2 separate regions of the Mus musculus genome follow, and region 1 is linked to region 2. Evidence: chromatin loops called from intact Hi-C (ENCODE). Cell type or tissue: heart. All regions are shown on one strand. Links, peaks and the distances in the headings refer to the core of each region. The heading gives the core; the rest is flanking DNA. Region 1 overlaps Rsph6a (radial spoke head 6 homolog A (Chlamydomonas)). Region 2 holds the start of Gpr4 (G protein-coupled receptor 4).

Region 1 (8,000 bases), core at 1-8,000, 140 kb after region 2:
GATTGCAAGCTCCTTATGTCGACTGAGCCCTGTTCAAGGACTCAGTTTACACTCTGTCTTGGAGTGTTTCCGTGGACACTTAGAGAAGAATGCCTGTTCTGCTGGGGCTTATTTGGGGGCAGGGGGTGTAGAGTGGCTTTGAATTAATTTTAGTTAATTTTAATTCTAAAAATAAAGCAGATACTTAATTTGGTTATTGGAAAACCTCCAAGGAGCCCTGGAACGCCTGGGTACATGAATCTGCTTCTTTTTTTCCCCTCTCTCTCTCTCTCTCTAGGGGAGCGTGTCACTATGTATCCCAGGCTGGCCATAAACGGGAGATCTTTCTACCTCAGCTTTGTTCCTACTTGGATAATTGATGTGTATTAGTAGCCTGGCTAAGGTTAATTTCTTTTTCCCAGTGGTAATGGAGATTGAAGCCAGGGTCTCCTACTAGCTAGACAAGCACTTAACTGCTGAGCCACACCCCGTGCCCCTCACTGGGGGATTCTAAGCAGGGGCTCTACCACTGAGCCACGCCCCCAGCCCCTCATTGGGGGATTCTAGGCAGGGGCTCTACCACTGAGCCACGCCCCCAGCCCCTCACTGGGGGATTCTAGGCAGGGGCTCTACCACTGAGTCACATTCAAGTCCCTCACTGGGAAGTTTTAGGCCAGTGATTTACCATAAAGCAGTAGCCTACGCTCTTTTTTTTTATCTTGAAATAAATTCTAAGTTGCTCAACCTGGCCTTAAGCTGACTCTGCAGCCAAAGCTGGCCTTGGAACACCCCATCTTCTTCCTGCATTGACTTCCTGATACTCTGAGCTTACTGGAATCATGAGCCCAATGCCATCAGCTGAGGAAGACTTTCTTTTTTTTTTTTTTTTTTTTTTTTTTTAAAAAGATTTATTTATTTATTATATGTAAGTACATTGTAGCTGTCTTCAGACACTCAGAAGAGGGGGTCAGATCTTGTTACGGATGGTTGTGAGCCACCATGTGGTTGCTGGGATTTGAACTCTGGACCTTCGGAAGAGCAGTCGGGTGCTCTAACCCACTGAGCCATCTCACCAGCCCGAGGAAGACTTTCTGATGAAAACTTCAAAACGAAGCTGAGATTCATTTTAATGGAAAACACGTTCCAGATTCCAAAGACTTGTTATGAAATAAAAAGTGAAAAATAGACCTGGGCAGTGGTGGCGCACGCCTTTAATCCCAGCACTCAGGAGGCAGAGGCAGGGGGATTTCTGTGTTCAAGGCCAGCCTGCTCTATAAAGCAAGTTCCAAGACATTCAGGGTTCCTGGCTACATGCAAAAGGTTTGTGTAAAAATGTGGGAGTGGTGGGGCTGGAGAGATGGTTCAATGGATAAGAGCACTGACTGCTCTTCCGAAGGTCATGAGTTCAATTCCCAGCAACCACAGGGTGGCTTACAACCACCTGTAAGGAGATCTGATGCCCTCTTCTGGTGTGTCTGGAAACAGGGAGTGGGCAGGGGACAGGGGGCAGGGGGCGAGGAGGGGCAGTGGCAGCTGGAGAGATGCCTCCACAGTTAAGAACATTGGTTGCTCTTCTTGAAGACCCAGGTTCAATCCACACAGCAGCTCACAGCTGTCTGTAACTACAGTTTTAGGGGATCTAGCACCCTCACCCAGACATACATACAGCCAAACACCAATGCACATTAAATAAAAATAGATAAATCTTTTCTCAAAAAGTGAAATGAGTGCTGGAGAGATGGCTCAGCAGTTAAGAGCACTGACTGCTCTTCTAGAGGTTCTGAGTTCAAATTCCAGCAACCACATAGTGGCTCAGAACCATCTGTAATGGGATCTGATGCCCTCTTCTGGTGAGTCTGAAGATAGCGACAGTGTACTTGTCATATATATAAAATAAATAATATATAAAAAAATTTTTTTAAAGTAAAATGAGAGCCAGGCGTGATGGTGCACGCCTTTAATCCCAGCACTCAGGAGGCAGAGGCAGGTGGATTTCTGAGTTGAGGCCAGCCTGGTCTACAAAGTGAGTTCCAGGACAGCCAGGGCTACACAGAGACACCCTGTCTCGAAAAACAAAAAACAAAAAACAAAACAAAACAAAAAAAACTAACCAAAAAAAAGTAAAATGAAAGGTTGGGAATGTGGCTCAGTAGTAGAGCCCCTGCCTAGAATCCTCCAGCGTGGAGTTGGGGGCGTGGCTCAGCAATAGGGCACTTGCCTAGAACAGGCTTAAACCCTGCATTCAATCCCAGCACCACAATACAAAAAATCAGCCTGAACCCCAGGCTTTTTACTAGATGTTAGAACTAGAATTTTCATCTTTGCCAGATTCTCAGTGAGTCCTATATATTTCATATGTAAACCTGGTCTAGAATATTCCTCCTGTCTGTCCCTCACTGGCACTTCCTTTCCCTGTGGAATGAAGAATGAAGGTTGCTGTTCTACAGAATCCCGGAGGACTCAGGCATGCAATTAGGAGCTTATCTGCTTTGTAACTGGTGTTGTACAACTGATGACTGTCCTTGTGTTCCCACGGTCGCATCCCTGGCTGCCTTCCCCACAAGGGTCTGGGGTTGGTCCCTCATGCAGCTGCCCAAGGTAGCCCTGGCTTTCCTGGAACTCTAGAACAGGCTGACCTTGAACTCAGAGGTCTGCCCCCGGCCCCGGCCCCTGCTCCTGCCCTGAGTCTAAAGCTGTGTGCCACCATGTCAGGCTCATCTATAGAGCCTCGTGTGATGATATGCGCCTGTAATCCCAGTACCCCAGAAGCGGGGGGCAGAAGGATTGAGAGTTCAAGGCCAGCCAGGGCAGCATAGTGAAACCCTGCATCAGCAACAAAAAGGCTCTTTGGGGGGCAGAGAGACGGCAGCACAAGTGGGTGAGCTCAGGTTTGATCCTGGAACCCATATAAAAAGTCAGATGGAGATATGGGAGGTAGAGACAGGACAATCTTGTGTGGAAGTTCAAGGAGCTAGCCTGGAGTACACAGCACAGCATAGCCACAGAGACCCTGCTGAAATGAGGGCACGTGTGTGCTCAGCCACCCTTAGTTAATGTTAAAAGATTCTTCCACACTGACAGTGGAGCACGCCTTCAACCCAGCATTTGGGGCCAAAGGCAGGTAGATCTCTGTGAGTTTGAGGCCAGCCTGGTCTACATTGTGAGTTCCAGATGATCATGTCTCAAAAAAAAAAAAAAAAAAAAAAAAAAAAAGAAGAAGAAGAAGAAGAAGAATCCCACATAAAACAAAACAAAATTTCTCTTTAGCTGGAGTGATGGCTCTGCTGCTAGGAGTGCCCACTGGTTTGGTTTTTGGCACCAAAACCAGGAGGCTCACAACCACATACAACTCAAGTCCTGGAGGCCCAACAGCGCCCTCTTCTGGCTGTCAAAGGTGCCTGCATGATATGGTGCACATAAAGTAACCTGGGCATGCAAGGGCGTGAAAAAAAAATACACGTAAATAATATGCATGACTTTGTTTAGTATATTCTTCTATAAAAAGGCAGAAGATGGGCTGGAGATATGGCTCAGTGGTTAAGAAAACTGACTGCTCTTCCAGAGGTCCTGAGTTTAATTCCCAGCAACCACATGGTGTCTCACAACCATCTGTAATGGGATCTGACACCCTCCTCTGGGGTGTTTGAAGACAGCTACAGTGTACTTACATACATAAAATAAATTAATTTTTAAAAAAAGGCAGAAGATGAGCCAGGCAGTGGTGGCGCATGCCTTTAATCCCAGCACTTGGGAGGCAGAGGCAGGCAGATTTCTGAGTTCGAGGCCAGCCTGGTCTACAGAGTGAGTTCCAGGACAGCCAGGGCTATACAGAGAAACCCTGTCTCAAAAAACCAAAAAATAATAATAATAATAATAATGTTGCCCTTTAATTCCCCCACTGGGGAGGCAGAGGCAGGTAGGCCTCTGAGGCAAAGCAAGTTACAGGACAGCCAAGGCCACACAGAGAAATAATGTGTGGTGTTGGCATAGAATAGGAGGGTTAGAAAAACTCTACTTTCAGATTCTGGACAATAATAATAATAATAATAATCGACAAGAATATGGTTAAAGTTTGCATGAAATTCCTTCTGTACAAAACCCAGAGCAAGTTCAAGTTCAGAGCAGAAAAGTTCTGCCCTCTGGTGGGCAGAGCAGGGATTGCAGCCAAGCTGGTTTAGGGATTTAGAGACAATTTAAAGGTAAGAAGGGCTCAGAAAAAAAAAACCCAAAAACTGAATGAATGAATGAATGAATGAATGAATGAATGAATGACGGGAAGGGGAGTGGAGGTGATATATGTGTGTTATTATATATTATTTATATATAATACATTGCATATGACATATGTATATGTAACTTTTTTGGTTTTTTGGTTTTTTGAGACAGGGTTTCTCTGTATAGCGCTAGCTGTCCTGGAACTCACTTTGTAGACCAGGGTGGCCTCGAACTCAGAAATCTGCCTGTCTCTGCCTCCCAAGTGCTGAGATTAAAGGCGTGAGCCACCACGCCCGGCTATATATAACTTTTATATGTATTTTATTTATGTGAGTACATTGTATCTGTCTTCAGACACACCAGAAGAGGGCAGCAGATCTTATTACAGATGGTTGTAAGACATCATGTGGTTGCTGGAAACTGAACTCAGGACCTCTGGAAGAGCAGTCAGTGCTCTTAACTGCGGAGTCATCTCTCCAACCCCTATATGTATTTTTTGAGACAGGGTCTCTCTGTGTAGCCCAGGCTGCCCTTGAACTCACAGAGATCTGCCTGCCTCTGCCTCCCAGCTTTTGAGATTAAGGACCTGTGCCGCCATGCCTGGCGGGACTTGTCAGTCTTTTGAGAGAAACTATCATGGATCCTGGCAGATAAGATTTCTTTACCATAGGCGGACCCTTGAGTCAGGGCAACGGCGTACTTGCCAGTGGCGTAGGCATAGGCCCCTGGCCAGAGGTTGGAGCGCACGATGGCCACCGAGTACTGAGGGCTGAGGCTGCAGGAGAGGCGGGTGGTCCAGGGCGACAGGTGCATGATTTCTGTAGGAGAAGGAAAGGGGCGGGGTGGGGTGGAGTGGTCAGGGCTTGCCACGCCCTGCCTTATCATGTGGGCGGAGAGACAGGAAAGAAGGGATGGATCGCCCCCCCCCCCGTCCCCGTCCCCCCCCCCCCCCCCCCGTGCAAGAGCTAGGACTCACACCGAGATCCCTGGCTCTGGCCTCTCTCCCCTGATGCTCCCCCCCCCCAAAAAAAAAGGGAAAACCAAGAAAGAGTCTTTGTCTCAAGGCCATGGTCACTGTCACATGCCACGCTTAGATAAAAGATGGACACGTTCCCTCAGACCCATAAGGGTTTCTTTTAAACACAAAAACAATCAATCAATCAATCAATATTTTAAAACGAACAAACACAAAATCAAACAGGGTCTCAAGCTGGAGAGACGGCTTAGCCGTTAAGAGCACTGGCTGCTCTTCCAGAGGTCCTGAGTTCAATTCCCAGCACCCACATGGTGGCTCACAACCATCTGTAATGGGATCTGATACCCTCTTCTGTCATGCAGGCATACATGCAAACAGAGTACTCATATACAAACGGTGTCACGTGGCCCAGCCTGGAGTCTCAACCTCCTGGTAGAGCTGAGGACTGCTCATGAGCCTCCTGCTTCTTCCTTCCCCGATGCTCGGATGGCGGGCTTGTGCTCCCATGCCCGCTGTACATAAGCAATCCCCACTGAGGCTCAGAGGATGCGAGACATCAGTGCTTCCAGGTGTGTTGCTCTCCCTGCTCTACCAACCCCGCTAAGGCTGGCACTGCGCCTGCCCAGATAGGAAGGGACTTACCTGCATCTTCTGAGAGCGGAGTCAGAAGCGGAGGACCGACCTCCTGCTCCACCTCCTCCATTGCCTCGTCTGCCTTCTCTTCCTCCTCCCCTAGCTCTTCTTCCTCCTCTGTTTTCTGCAGTGGGTTCACCCATGTACAGCGCCCCTGCGGATGCAACAGCAACGTCAGGTGGCGCCCTAAGACAGAGCCTAGCCTACTGTGGGAGAAGCTGAGGGGCCAAATAGGCCCCTAGAACAGTGGGCTTGTCCCTGTGGCTCCAAAGGCTGCCCCAGTTATGCGCTAGCAACTGCCTTGGGACAGCAGCTTCTATGACTGGACACATTGTTGATAAAGGATATATATCTCAGTATTTCTGCTCAGGGAGTGTCATTCAACAGTGGTAGAGTCACCTGTGCCTCCCTCATTGAATTGGTGTACTCTGTCAAGCCAATTAACACTCCTATTGGTGTGTGTGTGTAGGTGTGCATGTGTATGCCCTTGAACTCCCTCTGATCAATGATGGCTCTTTGAATAAAAATGGAGGCAGGTACACAGCATAAAGCCACTTCACGTTTTCTCAGCCATACATGGGGATCAGTCCTTGGTCACAAGTGTGGTGGCTTCTGCCTGTGGCACTGGTCTGCTGCTGCTGCTGCTGCTGCAAAGCCATCTGGGAAGATGGAACTCCAGCTGAGAAAAAACATCCGTCAGATTGGCCTGCAAGCAAGTCTGTGGGGGAATATTCTTGATTGACGGTTGGTGTGAGAGGGCTCAACTCACTGTGGGCGATGCCATCCCTGGGCAAGTGGTCTGGGGCTGTATAAGAAAGTAGGCTGATTCAAACCATGGGGAGCAAGCCGGTAAGCAGCATTCCTCCATGGCCTCTGCTTCTGTCCTGTATCCAGGTTCCTGCCCAGACTTTCCTCAGTGGATATGTAGCCAAATAAACCTTTTCTTTTCAAAGTTGCTTTGGGTCATGGTTGGATGAATGGGTGAGTGGATGGATGGGTAGGTAGGCGGGTGGATGGATGGATGGATGAATGGATGGATGGATGATGGATGGATGGATGATGGATGGATGGATGGAATGATGGATGGATGGATGGATGGATGCTGGGCTGGATTGGGGTAGGTCCTAGGCAGTGTACAGGGTGGGAAGCTCCATCCTAGCTCCATCCTCACCTGAGGCAGGATGTGCTGAGTGTGATGTACCCAGTTGGCCATGGAGTCCACGAGCTCCAACACGGGGATGCCCTCAAAGTCGGGGTTCTCCTCAAAGGAATCGCGTCCCGCGCCGCCCTCCTCCTCCTCATCGCCCTCCTCCTCGCCGAACTGGTAGAAGCCCAGCGGGCTGATGTGTGTGGCGGCGGAGATGCGCGCAATCTGCGCGCGGAGATAGTTGGCCTCGTTGCCCGGGAAGGGCGGATAGCTGATGACCGGCGTGTCCAGGAAGCCAGTGAAGAACTTTTTGATCTTGCGCGCGCACACGATCTGCGCGGGCGTCACGTGCGGCAGGCGCGTCCACGGGCGGCCTGGCTCGTTGCACACGAAGTACAGGTATTTGTTGGTGCCACTGCGGCTCTCCTCCTTGGGGATGATGGGCGGCGGCTTCCACTGTGGCTTGGGCACGCTGTCCACCACCTTCTCCTCATCCTCCTCTCCCTCCTCCTCACCGTGCGTCTCCAAGACCTCGCCTCCCTCCATCATCTCCTCCACCTCCTCCTCCTCTCCCTCCTCCTCGCCCTCGCGGAACTCCACCTCAGCCACCAGGTAGCTGCGGCTCAGGCCCAGGATCTTGCCCCAGAAGCGGCACATGTGGATGGGCTGCTGCTCCACCAGCTGCTTCAGGGCCAGGAAGATTCGGAAGCTTTCGTCCGAGCTCAGCCCCACGCCCGCCTGCTCGAAGTAGAAGGCGGTCTCCATGATGTTGGGCACCGGGCTGTCAGTCTGCAACAGGGATTGAGAAATGGGTAGAAGGAAGTCTCAAGACTTCCTAGCCTGATCCTCCTGCCATCGCTCGGGTCCTGGGAACGGAACTGGGCCAGCAGCAAGACCCGAGCCAGTCATCTAGCCCAACTCCTTCGCCAGAGTCAACAGACTTGGGCGACTTAAGCCACCAGTTTGGAAATGTCCTGGGGAGAGTGTCCCCTGATGAAGAAGAAGGGGAAAAAAGGAAGAAGAAACCACACCAAAAAAGAATCATTTTCT
Region 2 (9,885 bases), core at 1,074-9,073:
TTAGAGACATGCTGGGAAGCCCTTTTGGTAGATTTCAGGGGGTGTAGCTAGTCGGAGGGTCTAGAAGGAGCGCCAAGGTGTTCCCCATCATTTACACTAGTGTCCCCAGTACGAATCCAGCTTGAGACACACACCACCACCACCACCACCACCACCACCACCACCACCACCACCACCAAAGCTTTGGGAATTCTGGAGCTTTGTCTTAGCCCGGTTGAGAAATGCTGCCCAGGAGTTCAGTTCCAGGGAAGGGGAGTAAGACAAAGCAGGAAGGAGTTAACAGAGACCCAGCCAAAATTCTGGAAGGGAGGAAGGAAGTCCATTCCCCCCCACCCCCACCCCCAGCCAGGAATTCCTGAGACAGGAGGGTGGGGTAGGTGTGACCTCAGAAGCCATGGGTGACTACAAAGTAGGTACTAGAGTCATGGTGTCACTCAGAGTCCATTTGCTCTGGATTGCAATCCCACTGTCCCCTACCCCAATCCTAAGCAGCCCCACAACCTTGAGGAAAAGGTTCCAGGATGTCTCAGGACGTAGGGAGAGTGATGGGGGCAGAGGCACTAAGAGCCAGAGAACCAGAAAAGAGAGGGTGGGAAGAGACACACTGAGATGGATATACAAAGTTGGGGTTTGTTTGAGTTGGGGACATACAAAGAAAAAAAGGAGGGGGTCTCACATAAACAAGGGAATGGAGGCCAAGGATGAGGTAGAAGGGATCCAGAGGCAGATGGGAAGAGCAGGTAGGGGACCCCAAAAGATAAAGAAATAGAGTCCATTGGGTTTGTTGCTGAAGAACACCTACAACATTTAAGGGGCTGAGGCAGGAGGATGGCCAGCCAGTTTAAGGTAAACCTGAACTGTACAGACAGAATCTGTCTATAAAACGCCAGAGGGTGGAGAGTCGGGTGTGGTGACATATACATGTAATCCCGGTATACTCTAGGAAACTGAGGCAGGAGGATTGCCGTGAATGTTAGGTCAATGTGGGCATGAGAGTGAGTTCAAAGATAGTTTATGGTATGCAGTGAGATCGAGTGTGTGTGTGTGTGTGTGTGTGTGTGTGTGTGTGCGCGCGCGCCCGCGAGACAGACAGAGAGAGAGAGAGAGAGAGAGAGAGAGAGAGAGAGAGAGAGAGAGAAATGAGAGAGACCCGGAGGCAGGGGATCTTAGGGACCCCAGGCTCAGGAGGGAGAAGCAGAAAAGATGAGTTCTCCAGAGCCGAGTGGCGGAGAGGGGTCGCTGCGGGGAGACTGAGGCAGCGGAGCGGCCACCCAGAGTCTTGGACCTGAGAAGGGGTAGAATGGGAACGGAGGGATAGCACCCACCTGCTCCGCGGCTGGGCTGGGCGACCGGCGTCTCTGACTTGGTCCCGACTCTGCACAGCACAGGGACCCGGCGGGCGCCCCCGCGGGGCAGGACAGCAGCGACAACCCCTGGCCCGGGGCTGGAGTCGGAACCCAGGCCCCGCCCCAGCCAGGCCCGCCCCCATTAACCCCTCCTCTGCCGCTCCCCTGCACCCCACCGCGTCCTCCCCCCCCACCTCAGGAACTCAAGCCTGGAAATCTCACCTGCTGCTTCAGGGGTACAATCCATTAACTCCTTCCTTACCCTCTCTCCAATTCCACACTTCGAATTTAAGCCTTCTTCTGGGAAAGGTAGCTTAGCTTGGGACCTTCCTTCCTGTTGCTTCCTTCTTTGAAGAGCCCCCTCCCTGCAGGCCTCTGTTAATAACCTTCTCCATATCCCTCTATCCCTCTAAGGGACCCAGAACAAAGGGGTTTGTCTCAGCAGACAGGCGATTGCTACTGATGCTGAACTCAATCCCCAGGACCCACACGATGGAAGGAGAGAATGGGATTGTGCAAGTTGTCCTCTGACCTCTGCATTGTCCGGTGCCATACACCTCAGATAGATAAATGTAAAGGAAAACATGTTACATGGTGGCCTCTTAAGTATCCACCTCAAGTCGAAGGAGCCTTGGGGGTCAGAGTTTAGGCCTTGCCTCTGTTTCTTCCACAGTCAAAGTAGTCAGACACAGTCCTTTTCTCAACCTGTCTCTTGTCACTTCACAGAGAGCATAATGTAAAATCTATTTTAAAAAAGTCTCGTTCTGGGGTACCTGTGCATGCCTGCACTCTCTCAGCACTTGAGAGGCTGGGACAGGAGGATAGCTGAGAGTTTTGAGGGCAAAGTGGGCTAATGAAGTTCTATCTTTAAAACGTTTCGACTTGGCTGTCCAGGACACCCTAGTCTGCCCTCTAAAAGTCTGATGTACCCATAGATCACTTCAACACCTCACTTTGCCAGGACTGTACGTTTCTATCCTTTCCTGATCATCAGCCTCCCTGCTGGCGGGAGGGCCATTCTTGAGTTCAGGTTGATTACTCTTGTGTGTCTGTTGCCTGGAAGTGAAATTCCCATTGTTTTCAGGAAGTGTGCAAAGGTTCCAAAGAGCCGCATTGCCCTCTTTTTATCTCGGTCGGTCACTTCCTGCACAAATTAGTCCTGAGAGGTCATTTATAGACTCAGGGACTTCTGATCCAACAGGAATACAGCCCTCCAAAAACAACAGCAGTGATGGTGTTTACAATTCTAGTTTACATAGTTATTTTATCTTGGCTGAGAAGATAGAACCTATGGCCTTACACACACTAGGCAAGAGCCACACCCCAGCCCTCACTGGGGAATTCTAGGCAGGGGCTCTCTCACTGAGCCACACCCCAGTGCCTCACTGGGGGATTCTAGGCAGGGACTCTACCACTGAGCCACACCCCAGCCCTCACTGGGGGATTCTAGGAAGGGCTCTGTTATTGAGTATACCACTCAGTATTGTGTTGGTTGTTTCAGACAAGATTTTATTATGTAACCCTGGCTGATTAGAGATTCAGAGAGGTCCACTTTATTCTGTCTCCTTAGTGCTTGGTTCACCATACCCAATTCTTTCTTTGTTAGTGTGTGTATAGTAACATCAGGTGCCCTTGTGTGAACATGTACACATATGTCTGTGAGGATTTGTGTGTGCATGTATGTGTGTGTATGTGCACATAGAAGCCCTTTTAGGTAGTTCCTCTTAGATTTTTTGTCTAAGATTTTGGTTTAGTTTTGGTTTCTCTATGTAGCCCTGGCTGTCTTGGAACTCACTCTAAGAACAGGCTGACCTTGAACTCAGAAATCTGTCCCCTTCTGCCTTCCAAAGGCTGGAATTAAAGGTATGTGCCAACTCATCTAATTAAAATCCTTGTTTGGGGGCTGGAAAGGTGGCTCAGCAGTTAAGAGCACTGACTAAGTCCTGAGTTCAGTTCCCAGCAACCACATGGTGGCTCACAACCATCTGTAGTGGGATCTGATGCCCTCTTCTGGTGTGTCTGAAGACAGCTATAGTATACTCATATGCATAAAATAAATAAATAAATAAATAAATAAGTTTTAAAAAAAAATCCTTGTTTATCATTACTCTGTGTAGGGACATGGGGGAGCTGGGTGAGTATCTTGACACTCATATGGGGTGAGTGTCTTGGCACTCATGTGGGATGAGTGTCTTGGCACACATGTGGAGCCTTGTGGGGCTGGTTCTCTCCTTCCACCTTCATGTGGGTTTAAGGGGCCAAACTTAGGTTGTCCGTCCGGCTTGATAGCAAATGGTTTTACCCTCTAACTCAGCTCAACAACTACAACATGCCACACTATTTACAAATGTATATGTTTGTTCACATGTATGTCTGTGCACTCTGTGCCTGCAGTACCTGTAGGAGCCAGAAGAGGGAGTCGAGTCCCCTGGAACTGGAGCTACAGATGCTTGTGAGCTGCTATGTGGGTACTGGGAATGGAACCTGGGTCCATTGGAAGGGCAGTCAGCGTTCTTAACAGCTGAGCCATCTCTCCAGCCCCACATCCATGTCCTCATGCTTGGATGGCAAGCACTTTCCTGATAGCCGTCATCAGCCATCTTGTCAGTACCCCGTTCTTTCTTTTAACATCGCAGATTAGTTTCCACCCGGTCTACAGCTTCACACTAATCCAACGACTTAGAAGGAAAAGGGAGCTGTTGTAGCACCGCTGTGTGGCCTTGGGTAGGTGACCTCACCTCTCTGAACCAGTGAATTCTCTTCTTCCAGGGAACTTAATAGGCATAGGAAATGAGCTGGTTAACCACAAAGCAGGGACACTCACAGCATCAGAGAGTTAAAGGGCAGAGCCAAGGCAAGTGTCATGGCAACCTTACATGTAAATCCCAAGAGATGAGACATGGTTTTACCCAGCCCAGGAGGGCCTTGAACTTCACAAGCAGCTGAGGTTGACCTTGAACTCCTGATCCTCCCACCTCCATTTCAGATTGTTCGAGTTACAAGTGTGAGCCGCCACGGCCTGGTTCTGAAAAGCAAGTCAGAGTGCCCAGTGGCTTGGGTGGGGGTGGGATCGCCCTCTCCTCTAGCTAACCCTAAGTTGCCTCAATGTATTCCAAGTCATGGCAGGCAAAACACAGCTCCTCTCTGAGGATCACTGGGAAACATTCACAAAGGCTGGCGCTGACGGTTTTCAGAAGGACAGAGAGACCCTGGAGAGGACCTGCAGCTATGAGACCATCACCACCCAAGCCTTCAGGGTGCAAACACAGACCGAGGAACGAAAACTCCTTCTCATCCCCTACTCTCAGACTGGAGGGGACGGGAACTCTGGTTGGGTGCAGGCTATGCACAAGGCAGTTTCTCACGACCCAGCTCAGGGACACTGAGGGGACACTGAGGGGTGGATGGAGAATCACCAGCAATTTTTCCAACTGGCCTTTCAAGGGATAATTTTCCATGCAGATCCAAAGATGACCACAAGGGGACGGCAAAACATTAAGAGCTAACAAGCATTTGTTTCTCTATCTATAGTCTGGGTCACCTTCCCAGAACTTGGATTGTTGGAATCCATTGGGGGGCTGGGGGGAAAGAAGGCTTGACCCAAGAATGTCAGAAAACAGGCCTTTAAAAGCCTAGGGAGACTTTGTCTCAACAAAACAAAACAATAACAATAAGAAACAACTTAGAGATGTCTTGGAATGGTGGCGCACAACTGTGATCCCAGAACTCAGATGGCGGAAGCAGGAGGCTCAGGTTCAACCCCCAGCCACACTGGGATTGGCATACTGTACCCAGCTCGGCTCTTTACACGGGTGCAGGGGATCTGAACTCAGGACGTCATACTTGTATGGTGTTGCTGACTCCTTCCTGGGAGAAGACCTAGGCACAGTCTAGCCCTCCTCCCAAGAGCCCAAGACAAACCGAGGCACACGCTACTCAAGTGCGCACGGGGAAGCAATGAGGGTTTCCAACCTCTGAGGGGTCTTCCCTAGCCAGCACAGGTGAGGGATCCCCGGCGGGGATATGAGTGCTCCTCCCAACAGGCTACACCAGAAAGGCCTTTACCCAGAGGGGATGATGACAGCTCATATATGCATAGATGGAGCCCCACCCCACCCCTCTGTGCAACCACTTGCAGCTTGGACATCATTGCACACCACAGTGGCTAGGAAGTGGCTGAATACTTAGGGTCTTGTGTCCCAAGGGGGTGTAAACAGTTTTAAAGCCCAGCACAGCGGGATGGAGAGGTGGCTCAGCGGTTAAGAGCACTGACTGCTCTTCCAGAGGTCATGAGTTCAATTCCCAGCAACCACATGGTGGCTCACAACCATCTGGAGTGGAGTCCAATGCCCTCTTCTAATGTGCCTGAAGAGAGTGACAGTGTATTCATATACATAATTTTTTAAAAAAATTAAAAGTTTAAAAGCCCAGCTGGGATGTTTCTTTTGCAAGGGAACACAGGTGAAGTCCGTAAGATGGCAGGCACTTGTCTCAGAGGACAGTCACTACTGCAGCAAGCACTTTACAGACTGCACCCTTTGCACAAGCCCTTTGAGGAAGTTGAATTCAGTAGTCTTTGGATAAGACACACTCAGCTATTCAAACACACTCTAATTGCCACTCAATAAACAGTGCCCAAGTTCCTGCCTCTGACTGAACTGGGCAAGGAGACAGCTAGGAGACAGCATGGAAGTGACCAAGAATCCTGGCTCTTCCTACCCATGGTCCAGAGAAAGTGAGAGACACAGATCTGTCCCCAACAGGCAACACCCAGAGTTGTCGAGGCCTGTGACAGGGGCCAGGAGATAGCTGGAGCCACAAGAGGCTTTATTTGATTTTATTGGAAGGAGATAACACGCATCAGAACTTCCACCTGGAATGGCTCCTTCACCCTTCTGTGTTAAGGTCTTTCTGTTGCCCCTTCCATGATACCACTTTGGTCTCAGCATCTTCTGAGGCAGGTCTGCCCTTTCCATGAGGTAGTGTTGAGGTTGTCTTGGTTTTCACTGTACCCACAACCATGCACACACATTCACACACACACTTACACACACATGTATACTCACACATATTCATGCACACATACACACTTGTGCACACACACACACACGTGCACAGGCATACACATATACACAGGCATACACACATGAACACATATGCACACATGCACATACACACATATACACTCATACATGAACACTCATATACACACACATACACACATGCATGCCACATAGGAATGCTGCTTACAAAATTTGTTTGCTTGTTTGAGTAGTGGAAGGAACATTTGTATCCTGGCCAGACATTGATAGGACAATGCCTTCAGGCCAGTAGGTTGGAAGTTTGGTGGCTTCCTTTCTTTAGTGTGTTTGTGTGTGTGTGTGTGTGTGTGTGTGTGTGTAACATTGTAGACTCATTCAATCCTCCTTTGCACGGGTCCTCAAGCCACAGGCTTGCCCTGCAAGGCATCGTTAGCTACCGAGCTGCCTCACAAACCCTCTCCAACTTATGTTTTTAACTACATTTACTTGCCAGACATGGCTGTGCACACCTTTAATCCCAGCACTCAGGAGGCAGAGGGAGGTGAATCTTAGAATTTGAGGCCAGCCTAGAACATAGAGTTCTAGGACAGCGAGGGCTACACAGAGACCTTGTCTCAAAAACCAAAACCAAACAAACAACAAAACAAAAGAAAGTAAGGGAGACTGTCTTAAAGACCAAAGTAGATGGGGCTGGAAGGACGGCTCTGGGGTTCAGAGCACTTACTGCTCCAGCAGAGAACTCAGTTCTGTTCCCAGCATTTACCTTGAGCAGCTCACAACTGCTTACAACTCTAAATCCAAGAGACCTAGAGCCCTCTTCTGGCTTTCAAGGGCAGCTGAACACATGTGTAGTCATAGTCATAGATACACACACTACTACATAATGTATTTTTTAAAATTACAATAAAATCAATTAAATGTTACTGTAAATTGAAATCTCTTTTAAAAAAAATATAGCAGAGAGCAATTGAGGAAGACACCTGATTTTGATCTCTGGCCTCCATAACACACACACAAACACACACACACACACACACACACACACACACACACACACACACCCCAAATAAATAGACCAGACTCCAGACATCTCAGTGCATAAGTCTGTATTTCTGAATGATATAAAAGAATAAACTTAAAAAAAAATACCCCAAACCAAACACCAATGGCTCCCACAAGGCATGGTGGCCCATTCGTCCCACCCCGATAAATAGAGACCTCTGTCTGCTCCCGCCCGCCCCATAACCCCCTCTTCTATAGACATACTCTGGGTATATATTACTGTACTCCGCAATAGACATCTCCCAAAAATAGATCTCAACCCTGCCACAGGACGCTACCCTGGCCCCACACCCCTGCTTCAGGCCACCCGCCACTGCAGCACGCTCGTGTCTTTGCCCCCAGTGGTTAGGGCCATGCTGTCATCCCACAAGAAGGCCACATTAGTCACATGGCTGCTGTGTCCACCGTATTTGTGGCTGAGGGCCTGTTAGAAGCGAAGAAGAGGGAAAAAGAGGTCAGAAGAAAAAAACACTACCTGGAGACTACTGCTGTTTTCTTCTTTAGTGCCACACATAAACATGTGTGTGCACGTGTGAGTGTATGTGTGTGTATGTGTTTGTGCGTGTGTGCATGTGTGTGTGCGAATGTGTTACAGGTTTTTACTGTATAGTCCAGGTTGTCCTAAAGCTCATAAAGCCCTTGCTTCATTTTGATTTAATTTATTTGTTTGTTTATTTATGGTTTTGGTTTTTGGAGACAGGGTCTCCCTATGCAGCATTGGCTGGGTATCCTAGAACTTCCTTTGTATAGCAGGCTGGCTTTGAACTTAAAAAGATCTGCCTGCCTCTGCTTCCAGAGCTGAGATTGAAGGTATGCACCACTACTTGATTTAATTTTTAATTACATGTATATATGTGTGTCAGAGTATAGGTTTGTACAGTTGCCCATGGAGGCCAGAAGAATGTGTTGGATCTCCTGGAGCTGAATATAAGTCAGCCCCGTGATGTGGATGCTGGGACTTGAACTCAGGTCCTCTAGATGAACAGTGCATTCTCTTAACTGCTGAGCCATCTCTCCAGACACCCCTCCCTTCTTGTGTAGGCGTATGTGTACATGGATGTGCAAGTACCACAGAGCAAATGTGGAGGTCAGAAGATAACTCATAAGGGTTGGTTCTCTCCCTCCCTCTGCTATGAAGATCTTGAGGATTGAATTTCAGCCATTAGGTTTGGCAGTGAGCACATTTACCTGCTGAAGATATGGCGCAGTGGTAGAGCCCCTGCCTAGAATCCCCAAGTGAGGGGCTGGGGGCGTGGCTCAGTGGTAGAGCCCCTGCCTACAATCCCCAAGTGAGGGGCTGGGGGCGTGGCTCAGTGGTAGAGCCCCTGCCTAGAATCCCCCAGTGAGGGGCTGGGGGCGTGGCTCAGTGGTAGAGCCCCTGCCTAGAATCCCCCAGTGAGGGGCTGGGGGTGTGGCTCAGGGATTTGCCTAGTGCGCAAAGACTCTATTCCGTCTTCAGCGCTGAGGATAAAGGACAGATAAAACTTGTAAAACCTGGTTTCACTGAACGAATTACCATTAAAAGTGGGCTGTGGCGATCTCCCGTGGGGAGACTGTGCCCACACTCAGTATGGTTTACTTTCCTCTTTTTTTTCTTGAAGGCCACACTTAGACTCTACAGTCTTTCTTTTGAGTGCCTCTCTCTTAACCCTCATGCTTAAGTTACAGGTTAAGAACATCGACTGCTCTTTCAGAGGTCTTGAGTTCAATTCCTAGCAACAACATGGTAGCTCACAACCATCTGTAAGGGGTCTGATGCCCTCTTCTGGTGTGTCTGAAGAGAGCAATGGTATACCCATATATATAAAATCTTCATTAAATCCTAGCCCTGCATCATTAAGAAAAAACGTTGGGTGTGGTCAGGAGCAGACTCTTCCAGCCTGGGGCAACTCCTCTCAATAGCCATCTGGCTCTGTAAAAAATTGGTCTTTGTTCTGGGCCCATAGGGAAATCCTGGGTGCTGGGAATGCAAACCCTGAGCCCTATAGTCATACACCCAGCTTAGTGAGGACAGTGGCCTCTCAGATCTTATTTGTCCAGGCACACAGTAAGTGCTCATTTAATGCTTGTAAAAGGAGAGTATGCAATAACCCCAGAGCTATGGGTTTCATCTCTGAACCCTGGGAAAGACCCTGTGCCATGAAGACATCCAATAGCTGTGGGGAAACTACAGTTCCGAGAAGAGTAAGTAAGATGAACAACAGCAAAAGGCTAGGGAGGCAGCTGAGAGGGCAGAAAAGCACTGGGCTCCATCTCTGGCAACACATAAACGTGGGCTGATGGTGCACATCTATAATCCTAGCTCTGGGGAGGCAGAGGCAGGGGGGTTGGTGGGAATTGAACATCCTTGGCTATAGCGGGACTTTGAAGCAAACCTGGGCTATTTGAGACCCTCTTCCAAAAATAAAACATATATCCCCACAAAGGAGTGAATA

What was found. Hi-C counts contacts between places; a loop is a spot of excess contacts. Peaks named below come from ENCODE experiments on the same cell type or tissue, not always from the same donor. Only the 100,000 strongest peaks of a DNase experiment are listed, where the experiment ranks them.
Region 1: it touches region 2 in a loop (2.1-fold over the local background); 2 of 42 quality-filtered maps call a loop at or near these places.

What each region holds. Positions count from the first base shown.
Region 1 is chr7:19,065,046-19,073,045 of GRCm38, reverse strand. Rsph6a (radial spoke head 6 homolog A (Chlamydomonas)) reads right to left here. Exons shown (of 6, transcript NM_031255.2): 3 at 6,975-7,739; 4 at 5,813-5,957; 5 at 4,895-5,012. Among named protein-coding and RNA genes, the nearest start is that of Dmwd, 7.2 kb to the left of the region's middle. In heart, for the core only: CTCF peaks have their summits at 1,829 (motif pointing left), 3,362 (motif pointing left) and 4,123 (motif pointing left); no DNase peak of the experiment used is centred there; H3K4me3 peaks cover 717 bases; H3K27me3 peaks cover 3,417 bases.
Region 2 is chr7:19,204,075-19,213,959 of GRCm38, reverse strand. Eml2 (echinoderm microtubule associated protein like 2) reads right to left here. Exons shown (of 22, transcript NM_001347582.1): 22 at 7,478-7,874. The coding sequence ends at 7,749. It overlaps Gpr4 (G protein-coupled receptor 4), which reads right to left and starts at 1,422. Exons shown (of 2, transcript NM_175668.4): 1 at 1,326-1,422. In heart, for the core only: CTCF peaks have their summits at 1,399, 3,744 (motif pointing right) and 4,820 (motif pointing right); DNase peaks (open chromatin) are centred at 1,379, 2,479 and 2,549; H3K4me3 peaks cover 813 bases; H3K27ac peaks cover 743 bases.